Linked DNA regions of Homo sapiens: regions 1 and 3 are each linked to region 2. A link is a contact called in ENCODE Hi-C or POLR2A ChIA-PET data. All regions are on one chromosome and are shown on one strand. The core of a region is the stretch at or near the end of the contact, and the rest is flanking DNA. Distances in the headings are between cores, read along the strand shown. Region 1 has its middle 8.4 kb from the start of MYREM. Region 2 holds the start of KCNC3 (potassium voltage-gated channel subfamily C member 3). Region 3 holds the start of EMC10 (ER membrane protein complex subunit 10).

The links. A loop is a pair of places that touch in the nucleus more often than their neighbours do. ChIA-PET counts read pairs that join two places held with the same protein, here RNA polymerase II (POLR2A). Pooled maps may share reads with other maps.
Region 1: a pooled map shows a loop between it and region 2 (2.2-fold over the local background). The contact joins the enhancer-like site here to the promoter of KCNC3 in region 2. A Hi-C loop is called at or near these places in 1 of 50 pooled maps. POLR2A ChIA-PET finds 5 or more read pairs at or near these places in 5 of 52 experiments (Caco-2, H1, WTC11 and 2 more).
Region 3: a map of naive thymus-derived CD4-positive, alpha-beta T cell shows a loop between it and region 2 (13-fold over the local background). The contact joins the promoter of EMC10 here to the promoter of KCNC3 in region 2. A Hi-C loop is called at or near these places in 2 of 168 maps with a recorded cell type or tissue (CD8-positive, alpha-beta T cell and naive thymus-derived CD4-positive, alpha-beta T cell), 4 of 37 single-sample maps with no recorded cell type and 12 of 50 pooled maps. POLR2A ChIA-PET finds 5 or more read pairs at or near these places in 8 of 52 experiments (Caco-2, HEK293, T-cell and 4 more).

The regions. Positions count from the first base shown.
Region 1 is chr19:50,495,579-50,498,930 of GRCh38, forward strand. No RefSeq gene overlaps it. Among named protein-coding and RNA genes, the nearest start is that of MYREM, 8.4 kb to the left of the region's middle. Within about 2 kb of position 1,298, at least 6 of the 41 ENCODE cell types and tissues checked have a DNase peak (open chromatin) inside an H3K27ac peak, as active enhancers do.
Region 2 is chr19:50,327,544-50,331,239 of GRCh38, forward strand. KCNC3 (potassium voltage-gated channel subfamily C member 3) reads right to left here and starts at 1,834. Exons shown (of 5, transcript NM_004977.3): 1 at 670-1,834. The coding sequence starts at 1,539. It overlaps LOC105372437 (a long non-coding RNA gene), which reads left to right and starts at 2,077. Exons shown (of 4, transcript XR_007067299.1): 1 at 2,077-2,252. RefSeq lists silencers at 697-786, 1,395-1,944, 2,025-2,084, 2,962-3,141, 3,155-3,524 and an enhancer at 1,549-1,843.
Region 3 is chr19:50,474,353-50,478,051 of GRCh38, forward strand. EMC10 (ER membrane protein complex subunit 10) reads left to right here and starts at 2,155. Exons shown (of 7, transcript NM_206538.4): 1 at 2,155-2,306; 2 at 3,577-3,649. The coding sequence starts at 2,193. GARIN5A (golgi associated RAB2 interactor 5A) reads right to left here and starts at 2,496. Exons shown (of 5, transcript NM_001308429.2): 1 at 1,778-2,496; 2 at 1,481-1,581; 3 at 973-1,151. The coding sequence starts at 2,036. RefSeq lists enhancers at 1,793-2,293, 2,160-2,359.

The sequences.
Region 1 (3,352 bases), core at 48-2,547, 170 kb after region 2:
GACACCAATAGAGAGGAAAGAAAGGGGCCAGGCGCCGTGGCTCATGTCTGTAATCCTAGCACTTTGAGAGGCAGAGGTGGGAGGATCGCTTGAGCCCAAGAGTTCGAGACCAGCCTGGCCAACGTAGAGAGACCCTGTCTCTACAAAAAATACAAAAATTAGGCTGGGTGCGGTGGCTCATTCCTGTAATTCCAGCACTTTGGGAGCCAAGGTGGGTGGATCACCTGAGGTCAGGAGTTGAAGACCAGCCTGACCAACATGGTGAAACCCCGTCTCTACTAAAAATACTTAAAAATTATCCAGGCGTGGTGGCGGGTGCCTGTAATCCCAGCTACTCGGGAGGCTGAGGCAGGAGAATCGCTTGAACCCAGGAGGTGGAGGTTGCAATGAGCTGAGATCACGCCATTGCACTCCAGCCTGGGCGGCAAGAGCAAAACTCCATCTCAAATAATAATAATAATACAAAAATTAGCCAGGAATGGTGGTGTGTGGAGTTCCAGCTACTTGGGAGGCTGGGGTGGGAGGACTGCTTGAGCCCAGGAAGTCGAGGCTGCAGTGAGCTGCGATTGTGTGCGCTCCAACCTGAGCGACGGAGTGAGACCCTGTCCTAGAAAGAAAAAAAGAAAGAAAGGAATGGGGGTGGGGGGAGGAAAGAAGGTAGCGAGAGAGGAGCCATGTTCCTCAACTCCTCGGCGCATAGCAGATGCTCAGTAGATGCCCGTTTCCTTCCCAGGAGAGACCAAGCAAATCAGAAAGAGAAAGGAACTGGGGCAGAAGGGACAGGAAAGCAAGAAGGATGGAAAGTGCAGACGCGGTTAGGGGAATTGCCTGCCAAGCATCAGGTGCTTAATAATTGCCCGTTTCTTCCATGGAAGGAGCCAGAGGCACAGGAGGAACAAGTAGAGGGCGCCGAGGACGGCACACCCGAGGCGGGCACACCCGAGGCGGGCACACCCGAGGACGGCACACCCGTGGCGGGAGACGGAGTGTGTGAGGAGAGGCGAGGAGGCATTTTGGGTGCATACAGCAGGTACTCCATAAATGCCTGTCCCCTTCCCCAGGCAGAGCAGAGAAAGCAGGCTGGGAGTAGGTGGAGACCCCAGGAAGGGAGGCCAGGGGAGAAGGAGAGTCTGAGGGTGGAGGCCGTGGGCCAGGCCCGCAGGAGGTGCACCTTCCCCAACCCAGCAGCCGCTGTGGCCGACCCTCCTCCGTGGCCCAGCCCACAGGCCTCCCCAGCTGGCTGGCTCCTCCGGAGCCCTGACAAGGGCCCATTGTCCTGGGCCTGGCACCGCCTGGCCTGGCCTGGCCTGGAGGGGGAGGGGAGGCTGTCCAGCCCTGACCGGCTCTTGTCCCCTGTGTCTGTTTGTGTGTATTGGAGTGGGGGCGCTGTCTGGTCTGTCTGTCTCTGAGTCTCTCTGTGTCTCCCTGTCTCTCACGTGCTGTGTCTCTGTGACCTGCTGTCTCTCTCATTTCTGAGCTTACGGCCCCCATCTTGTCTCTGTCTCGCTCTGTCTCTCTCTGTCTCTTTCCGTGCCTGTCTCTGGTTCTCTCTCTGCATCCATCTCTGTCTCTGGGAGGGAGGAGCCCCCACCCCCAGCTCCAGAATTCCCACCCCCTATACCCAGGATCAGGGCTGGGGGGCCGAGCTGAGAGGCAGAGGAGTGAGGAAGGAAAGAAGGAGGCGCAGAAGGGAGAGAGGTGAGGACAGAAACAGCTTTATTCAGCAGGGACCGCAGAGGCCCCGGAGGGCTTCGTCCAGGGAGCTGGGGAGAGAGGAGGAGTCAGAGACAGGAGAGACAGACAGAGATGGAGAGAAATGGGGGGAGAGACAGAGACAGAAATGGGGGTAGAGACAGAGACAGAGAGAAATGGTGGGAGAGAGGCAGAGAGAAGTGGGGGACAGTCAGAGATAGAAATGGGGAAGAGACAGAGATAGAAGTGGGGGAGAGGCAGAGACAGAGAGAAGTAGAGGAGAGACAGAGATAGAAGTGGGGGAGAGACAGAGAGAAGTGGGGGAGAGACAGAGACAGAGAAATGGGGGAGAGACAGAGATAGAGGAAGTGGAGGAGAGACAGAGAGAAGTGGGGGAGAGACAGAGACAGAGAGAAATGGAGAGACAGAGATAGAAGTGGGGGAGACAGAGACAGAGAAGTGGGGGAGAGACAGAGAGAAGTGGGGGAGAGACAGAGATAGTGGGGGAGACAGAGACAGAGAAGTGGGGGAGAGAGAGATAGAAATGGGGGAGAGACAGAAGTGGGAGAGAGACAGAGATAGAAATGGGGAGAGACAGAGACAGAGAGAAGTGGGGGAGAGACAGAGATAGAAATGGGGGAGAGAGACAGAGAGAAGTGGGGGACAGACAGAGGCAGAGAAGTGGGGGAGAGTCAGAAATAGAAATGGGGGAGAGACAGATAGAAATGGGGAGAGACAGAGAGAAGTGGGGAGAGACAGAGAGAGAAATGGGGGAGAGACAGAGATAGAAGTGGGGGAGAAACAGAGACAGAGAGAAGTGGGGGAGAGAGAGACAGAGAAGTGGGGGAGAGTCAGAGATAGAAGTGGGGGAGAGACAGAGAAGTGGGGGAGAGGCAGAGAAAGAAGTGGAGGAGAGGCAGAGACAGAAGATGGGGAGAGACAGAGATAGAAGAAGACAGAGAGAAAGAGACACAGAGATACAAAGCCAGGGAGAGACAGAGAGATGGGGAGAAAAGGGAGAGTAAGAAAGAGAAACAGGGGGTGCTGAGGGAGACTGAGAGAAAGTTGGGGGGAGGAGACAGAGACACAGAAAAGAGGTGGGAGGAAGAGACAGATGAGACAGATGGAGAGACAGAGAGAAACAGACGAGAAGGAGGAGAGAGAGATGGAGAGAACGATAGGGAGAATGAGAGACAGAGACAGTGAGGAGAGGGAGATGAGGCAGGAGAGGAGATAAAGAGAACTGGGGAGAGGGACACAGAGAAAGACAGATGGGGAGAGAGACAGAGACAGGGAGAAAGAGAAGGAGAGAGAGACGGAGAGAGAGAGGAGAGAGGGAGACAGCGGGAAAGAGGGGGAGAGAGAGAGACGGAGAGAGGGAGACGGAGAGAGAGAGACAGAGGGAGAGAGAAAGAGGGAGAGAGAGAGTGGGAGAGAGAGACAGAGGGAGAGAGGGAGAGGGAGAGAGAAAGAGGGAGAGAGAGAGAGAGGGAGAGAGAGACAGAGGGAGAGACGGAGAAAGAGAGGGAGAGAGAGACGGAGAGAGAGAGACAGGGAGAGAGAGACAGAGGGAGACAGGGAGAGAGAGACACAGGGAGAGAGAGAGAGAGGGAGAGAGAGAGACGGAGAGGGAGAGACGGAGAGAGAGACAGAGGGAGAG
Region 2 (3,696 bases), core at 584-3,083:
AAGATACTGCAGGAAGGGAGTGGAAAAAATAATCAGAAGATTCAAACTTGGAGAGAGAGGTCTTCTGGGAGACGGGCCACGGGGTGAATCGGGGAGGTGCTGGGAGAGACTGAGAGTTGAATAGGGGGCCCCAGAGAGTCTGGAGAAGGCAGGGAAAGTGGGGGTCAGGGCTCACAGGGCCTAGGAGAATTTGAGGGCTGAGAAGGGATGTCTTCTGAGGGGCTGGGGAAGGTCCAAGAAACCAAGGGCTGGACGGTGACCAAGAGTAGTGAGAAGAGATTTGATGGGGCCCAGGAGACATGAGGGTTGGGGAGGGTCTCAGAGGAGCCCAGGAAAGGTGGGGACCGGGTTGTTCAGAGAAGCACGGGAGATTCACGGTCTGGAGGAAGTGTCTAAGCGTCTAGGGTGGCCTTGGCGGGGGAGGGGGAACTTTGGAGGGGTCTGGAAGAGCCCGAAGGTTGGAGATCCGTCTTTGGAGGATCTGGGGGATGGCTGCGAGAGGGGGGTGTGTTCGGAGGAGCCCAGGAGACTCAGGATTGGGGAAGAGGCTTCTAGGAGACTGAGAAGCCTAGAGGGACCCGGAGGGTTGGAGCTGGGGCGCTCCTGGGAGACTGGGGGCGCCTGGAGAGGCGGGGGTGGGGTGGATGGGGGCCCCGAGAGCGCGCTCACCCTGGCAGCCCGCGACGAGTAGGGGTCCTCGAAGAGCGCCCACACGCGGGGCTGCCAGCGGCGCCACCATGTGCCGCCCGCGCCGCCCGCGCCCCCTGGCGGCCCCCCGGCGCCGCCGCCCGCGTCCTGGAAGCAGAGGCGCTTGAGCTCGCCGCCCGCTCCGTCCAGGCCGCCGCCGCCCGCGCCCGCCTCGTCGTCCAGGCCTCCGTCGTGGGCGCCTGCGGCGTTGGCGGCGTTGGCGGCGCCCGCGGGGTCGGGCGCCTCGAAGGAGTCGAGCGCCTCCTCAGCGTCGCGATGCTGCCGGTAGGTCATCCAGCAGCAGGCCTCCACGTCGGTCTCGTCGATGCCCCAGAAGCCGAGCTCCTCCTCAAACAGGGGCCCGCACACGTCGGCTGGGCAGTGCAGCTTGCCGGTGCGGTAGTAGTTGAGCACGTACGCGAAGACTCCCGGGTGCCGGTCAAAGAAGAACTCGTCGGCGCCCGGGTCGTAGTCGAAGCGTGCCGCCGCCTCGGGCTCCGTCAGGCCGGCCAGCCGCGTCCCCGGCAGGGTGCGCAGCGTCGAGCGGTACGTCTCATGGCGCACGCCGCCCACGTTGATCACGATCTTGCCGCTGTCGCCACCGCCGCCGCCGTGCCGCCCCATGGCCGCCGCCGGCAGCCCGGGGCATGGCTCGGCGCGCCGGTCCCCGGGCCCGCGGGGTGCCGGGGGGCCCGCCGGGGACGCGGCGGGGCCGGGCTGCGCAGGCTGCTGCTGCTGCGGCGGCAGCGGTGGCGGCGGCGGGGACTCGGGCGGCTGCGGCGGTGGCGCCGGCTGCTGCTTGCTGGCCCCCTGGCGCCCGCGGAAGGACGAGACGCAGACTGAGCTCAGCATTGGACGGGGGGCGGGGCGGGAGGGGCGGGGACGCAGGGGCGGGGACACGGGGGGAGAGACCGACGGGATTGGGTGGGAGGAGGAGCGAGGTAGCGGGGGCGTGGCTTAGGGGAGAGGAACCAAACTGATTGGCCTGGGGGAGGTGGGGCGGGGCTGTGGCTGGGAGGAGTGGGGCGGGCACTCTAACGCGACCCAGCTGGACGAGTCGGGGCCGCCAATGAGACGGAGCGATTGGCTCTTTCTAAGAGAGCAGGGAGGAGGGGCGGGGCGGGGCGTCAAGGGAGGCGGGACCGGTTACTACTAATTGTGTTCGGCAGCACTGGTAGCCAGGGGAAGGCGGGGCTAGATACGATAGAGAGAGACCTTACTGAACTGAAAAAAGTGCGGGCGGGGTAGAGGGAGGAGGGGACACATCCAAGCTATTTAAAGACGCCCGACTGGCCTGGAGGGGCGGGGCCACCATGAGAGAGGCCGTCCTGATTGGGCTGAGAAAGGGGCGGAGAGAAACAAAACAGATCGCACGCCCTCACCTAAAACACCGCTAGGCAGGACCTGGTGGGGAGGAGCATTGCTTGGAAGAGACAGGGCCGCAGAAAGTAGAAACGGTCCAGATGAGACTGCATGGGGCGGGAACTAGAGATGGAGGACTTTCCCGCGCAAGGGGGACAGGCTGGACTGAAAGAGGACACGGGAAGAACAAAGACTTAGACTCGGTGAGAAGGTGTTGAAACTTGAGAGAGTCCTGGAAACCCGAGAGGGTCTGGATAGGCCTAAGGGAGGGAGCGGGGCTGAGGCTCCAAGGCGGGCCTGGTTAGTCGGGGCTGGGCCCGGAGAATGAGTGTCCGGATGGATGAGTGGTACTGAGGAAGGTGAGTGGGGTCGACAAATAGAAAACGTCTTGAGGCAGGGCGCAGTGGCTCACGCCTGTAACGCCAGCACTTTGCGAGGCTGAGGTGGGTGGATCATTTGAGGTCAGGAGTTCGAGACCAGCCCGGCCAAAATGGTGAAGCCCCGCCTCTACTAAAAATACAAAAATTAGTCGGGCGTGGTTGTGGGTGCCTGTAGTCCCAGCTAGTCGGGAGGTTGAGGCAGGAGAATCGCTTGAACCTGGGAAGTAGAGGTTGCAATGAGTCGAGATCGCACCACTCCACTCCAGCCTGGGCGACAGAGCGAGACTCTGTGTCAAAAAATAAATAAATAAAAGAAAAAGAAAACGTCTTGAATGGGCGGTAGGAAAGAGAGACTAAGGAAGGAGCGGGGCTTGAGGGTCTTGAAAGCAACCAGGGTAGGCGAGGGCAGGGCAGGGCTAAGGGAGGGTAGAGGAACGGGAGAGGTGGATCCCAGGGGAACAATGAGACTACAAAGAGTACAAAGCTACTGGGCTGGATGGAGGGGAGGGACCTGGAACGGGGAGTCTTCGGGATCAGAAGACCTGGGAGAGGGCACTGCCTAAAGGTCACAGGGTCTCAAAGGGCGAGGCGAGAACTTCTAACGAACGCTACACCGCGGCGGACTGCAGATTGGAGGACCGAGGGTAGATGAGGACTGGTGAGGAGGGGGCACGCAAGGAGGCAGAGAGGACGGGAGAGGGGAGAGGCCAAAGCGCCAGGAAGCACCGTCAAGACTGAGGCAATATAGGCAGGACCGATAAAAAATGGGGTGGGCTAGGAGTCTCAGAGGTCGGGTTCTGGGGAAGAATGGAGTGAGGGGCGGGGCCAGAAAAAGGGGACCGCCTCGGAGCGGGCCGTCCCCGCCCCCTGGGCGGTCGTAGGCTCCGAGAGGCAGAGCGCAGGCTCAGGGGGCTGGGGCGGGGCCAGCGGCTGCGGCTGGGGCTGCGGAGGGAGGAGGCGGCGCCTGCGGGAGCGAAGGGGGCGGGTCAGGGGGCTGCGGGCGCCCTCGGGCAGCACAGTTTCTGGCCCGCCGCTTCCTGCTGCAGGTGCGGCGGCTGATTCGTATCGCCTCCCAACCCCATCCCACCCCCGCTCCCGTTTCTGGGTTTCTTGGCGTCTCTTTTTCTCCCTTCTTGAGTATTTGTGCCGCCGTCTCTGTTCCCACCCCTCTGAGTCTCCGACCCCTCGTTTGTAAATCTGCCCTCCTGGGTCTCTGATTCTGTCCCCCTCCTTCTGAGTCTTTGCTCCTCTTCTCTCTAGGCCTCAG
Region 3 (3,699 bases), core at 905-3,404, 150 kb after region 2:
TTTTTTTTTTTGAGATGGAGTCTCGCTCTGTCGCCCAGGCTGGAGTGCAGTGGCGCAATCTCAGCTCACTGCAACCTCCGCCTCCTGGGTTCACGCCATTCTCCTGCCTCAGCCTCCCGAGTAGCTGGGACTACAGGCGCTCACCACCACGCCCGACTAATTTTTTGTATTTTTAGTAGAGACGGGGTTTCACTGTGTTAGCCAGGATGGTCTCGTTCTCTTGACCTCGTGATCCACCCACCTCAGCCTCCCAAAGTGCTGGGATTACAAGCGTGAGCCACCGCACCCGGCCCTGGCTAATTTTTTGTATTTCTGGTAGAGACAGGGTTTTGCTATGTTGGCCAGACCGGTCTCAAATTCCTGGCCTCAAATGATCTGCCTGCCTTGGCCTCCCAAAGTGCTGGGATTACAGGTGTGGGCCACCGCACCCGATCTGCATTACTTTTTCAATGAAAAAATATGACGTAAAGGGGCAGTGTGGAGTGAGGCACAGGAGGGCTCAAGAACCATGAGATCCACAATCATGACAAGCTTGGCATTCCAATCCTGGCCCACTCTGGAGCCACAGTGGGACCCTGGGCAACTGGCTCCCGGCTCTCTGAGCCTCAGTTTAGCTCTTTGGCGGATGGGGCTAAGGGACCCCACCATGTGAAGATATGAGGTCAGAGGTGAGATCGTATGCGCGGCCTAGGGGCGTCTGGCATGAGCAGGCCCTGCGGAAATGATCATTCTCCTGACCGCTGCTGGGGCATGGCTGAGGACTGTCCCCTTCAGGTCTGTCTAATCTCTGATTTCTGGCCCCTGAGGGCTGCTCTGTCCTTGTTCTCCCGGGTAGATGGCAGCTCAGGGAGGGCCGGTAGCACTGCCAGCTCCTGGCCCTGGGGGTGGTCTGGACGAGGGGAGGTACTGCTGGGGGCTCAGGTGCCTGGAGCTGAGGGAGGAAGGGGTCTCGGCTGAGGTGGGGGCAGTTACCCGAAGAGTTGCAGGTGTCCGTTCTCCTTGGCAGGGCCGGCCAGAAGCAATAGGTCCGGGAGCTCCAGGGCTGGACTGGAGGCTGCCACCCCCATGGTGACCTCGTTGGCAACTTCTCCCAACCGAGTCACCTGGGGCCAGAGGTCAGAGGTCGGGGCAGGATAGATGTCGGGGCAGAACTGAGGAGGGATCAGAGGTTAGGAATCTTGGTAGGGGAAAAGGTCATGAACCAGGTGAGTTGAAAATCAGGCTGGGGGCCAGATATCTTGAAATTAAAGTTCAAGAATCATATGGGTGTGAAGTCAGGGAAACTGAGGCAAGGGAGTTACAGGCCAGGGTTCACAAAGAATCTAGAGAACTAGAAGTATGGGGTGTCAGAGATCACATAGGAGTTGGGAGTCGGGAATCCCACGAGATGGACGTTATGGGGGAGCAGGGGCTTTCCAAGTCAGGAGGAGGTCGAGGGGCAGGCCGAGGCTGGGGATGAGGGGGTTCTGGGGCTCCCTACCTGTACGAAGTTGCTCTCAAAGATGGGGAAGTCCCGAAACTGGTCGAATTCGCCGCTCTGGAGGTAGCGTTGGAGCCGTCTGGGACGGCCCGTGGGAGAGGCTGCAACCAGGAGGCATTTTACCAGGACGAAGTCTGGGGGTCGATCCTGGGAGGCTGTGCCTGGCTTCCCAACTGAGAGGGCCCGGCACAGCCCCGCGGAGAGGACGGGGTATCAGATGCCCCCGAATTGCCGGCCCCATCCTACTTGGTTCCTTCACCAGGTCCAACCCCTCTAGGCCTGGCTCCCCTCTCTCACCTGCCATCCCACCTGGTTCCACCTCGCCAGCTCCACCCAGGGCCGGCTTAGGGCCGCGATCCCGCCTCATTGCAATGTCCCCGTCCGACGGGAGCGGACGGAGGAGCAGAGGGAGAAAGCGAGGGGGCGGGACTACGCGCACTGTGACGTCATGATGCGGAGCGGGCTTTATGACGTCACACAAGAGCGGGCTCCTGATTTGTGATGACGTCCCTGGAGGGGGCGGCTCCTGGAGATCAGGCCAAAGGGGCGGCCCCATCCTGCTGACGTCAGGCCCCAGGTGCGGACGGGTGCCAGTGCGCAGGTGCCGGGGCCCAGCGCAGGCGCACGGGCGTCAGGATGCGGCCTGTTCCTCCCGGCGTGCTCCGCGGCTCTTGGCTCACAGCCGTCCCTTCGCTGGTGGGAAGAAGCCGAGATGGCGGCAGCCAGCGCTGGGGCAACCCGGCTGCTCCTGCTCTTGCTGATGGCGGTAGCAGCGCCCAGTCGAGCCCGGGGCAGCGGCTGCCGGGCCGGGACTGGTGCGCGAGGGGTGAGTGCTCTTTAGCTGTGCATAGCGGGCGCGGTCTACGGATGTCGCAGGTCTTGGGTCTTTAGGTGAGTTACAGACGGAAGGAGGCTGCGCAGGGCTGAGAGGGAAGAGGTGGGAGATCCCTGGAAAGCCAGGCCTCAGTCACGCACGCGCAGGAGGGGCCTCGCCAGTGCACCGGGTTGCAAGGACTGGGTGGGAGGACAAGCGCACCTGTCGGAAGGCTCTGGCTCGGGAATATGTATGAGGGGGCGGGGCTGGGGGTGTGGAATCTTGGAGAATCCGACGTCCGGGCGGTTGAAATGAAAGAGGCAAGGTGAAGCCGGGCGCGGTGGCTCATCTGTCATCCCAACGCTTAGGGAGGCCGAGGCGGGAGGATTGCTCTAGGCCAGGAGTTCAAGACCAGCCTGGGCAACATAGCGAGCCCTGTCTCTACAAAAAATACTAAAAAAAAAAAAAAAATTAGGCCGGTCGCGGTGGCTCATGCTTGTAATCCCAGCACTTCGGGAAGCCGAGGCGGGCGGACCACTTGAAGTCAGGAGTTCAAGACCAGCCTGCTCAAAATGGTGAAACCCCGTCTCTACTAAAAACACAAAAATTAGCTGGATGTGGTGGCAGGTGCCTGTAATTCCAACTACTCGGGAGGCTGAGGCAGGAGAATCGCTTGAACCCAGGAGGCAGAGGTTGCAGGGAGCTGAGATCACGCTACTGCACTCCAGCCTGGGCGACTGAGCGAGACCCTGTCTCAGAAAAAGAAAATAAGGCGTGGGAGGGGGCTCTTGAGGAAGTGGAGATGAGTTTTGTCTCCTAAATATGCGTGAGTATGCAAGTTTGGAGGTTGGAGAAAAGGAAAGCATGAATCTTGAATGTGCTTAATAGGGACTGAACTCAGGCTGCATCTTGGCTATTGGGCTGTCAGGTGATAAGGAGGCCATTTGAATATTAGCATGAAAAAGAAGGCTTGGGAGAGGGAGAGTGTCATTTAACTCATGAGTATTTGTGGCGCAAGGCTTGGAAGTGACCTTGGGATAGTTGCTTTGGCAATGAGGTTAGGCATGTTTGTAGGGTCTGGTTTTCTGGGGGTGAGGGAGTGCAGAGTATGAATATTCATGAAATGGGTGGTTTCTAGTGAAATAAAGGCAAGCAGCAGTGATTAACTTGAAGATAAGGCTCCTCCCTCAGCCCACCAGTCTGTCTGTCCTGGGTTCTGTGGGTGACTACTATGCTGAGGGCTTGGGTGGTCCTCACCTGGGGCCTTCTGTGTCCTCTGCAGGCTGGGGCGGAAGGTCGAGAGGGCGAGGCCTGTGGCACGGTGGGGCTGCTGCTGGAGCACTCATTTGAGATCGGTGAGTCAGGCAACGTCCTCTCCTAGACACTTAACATTGGTGCCCTGAGA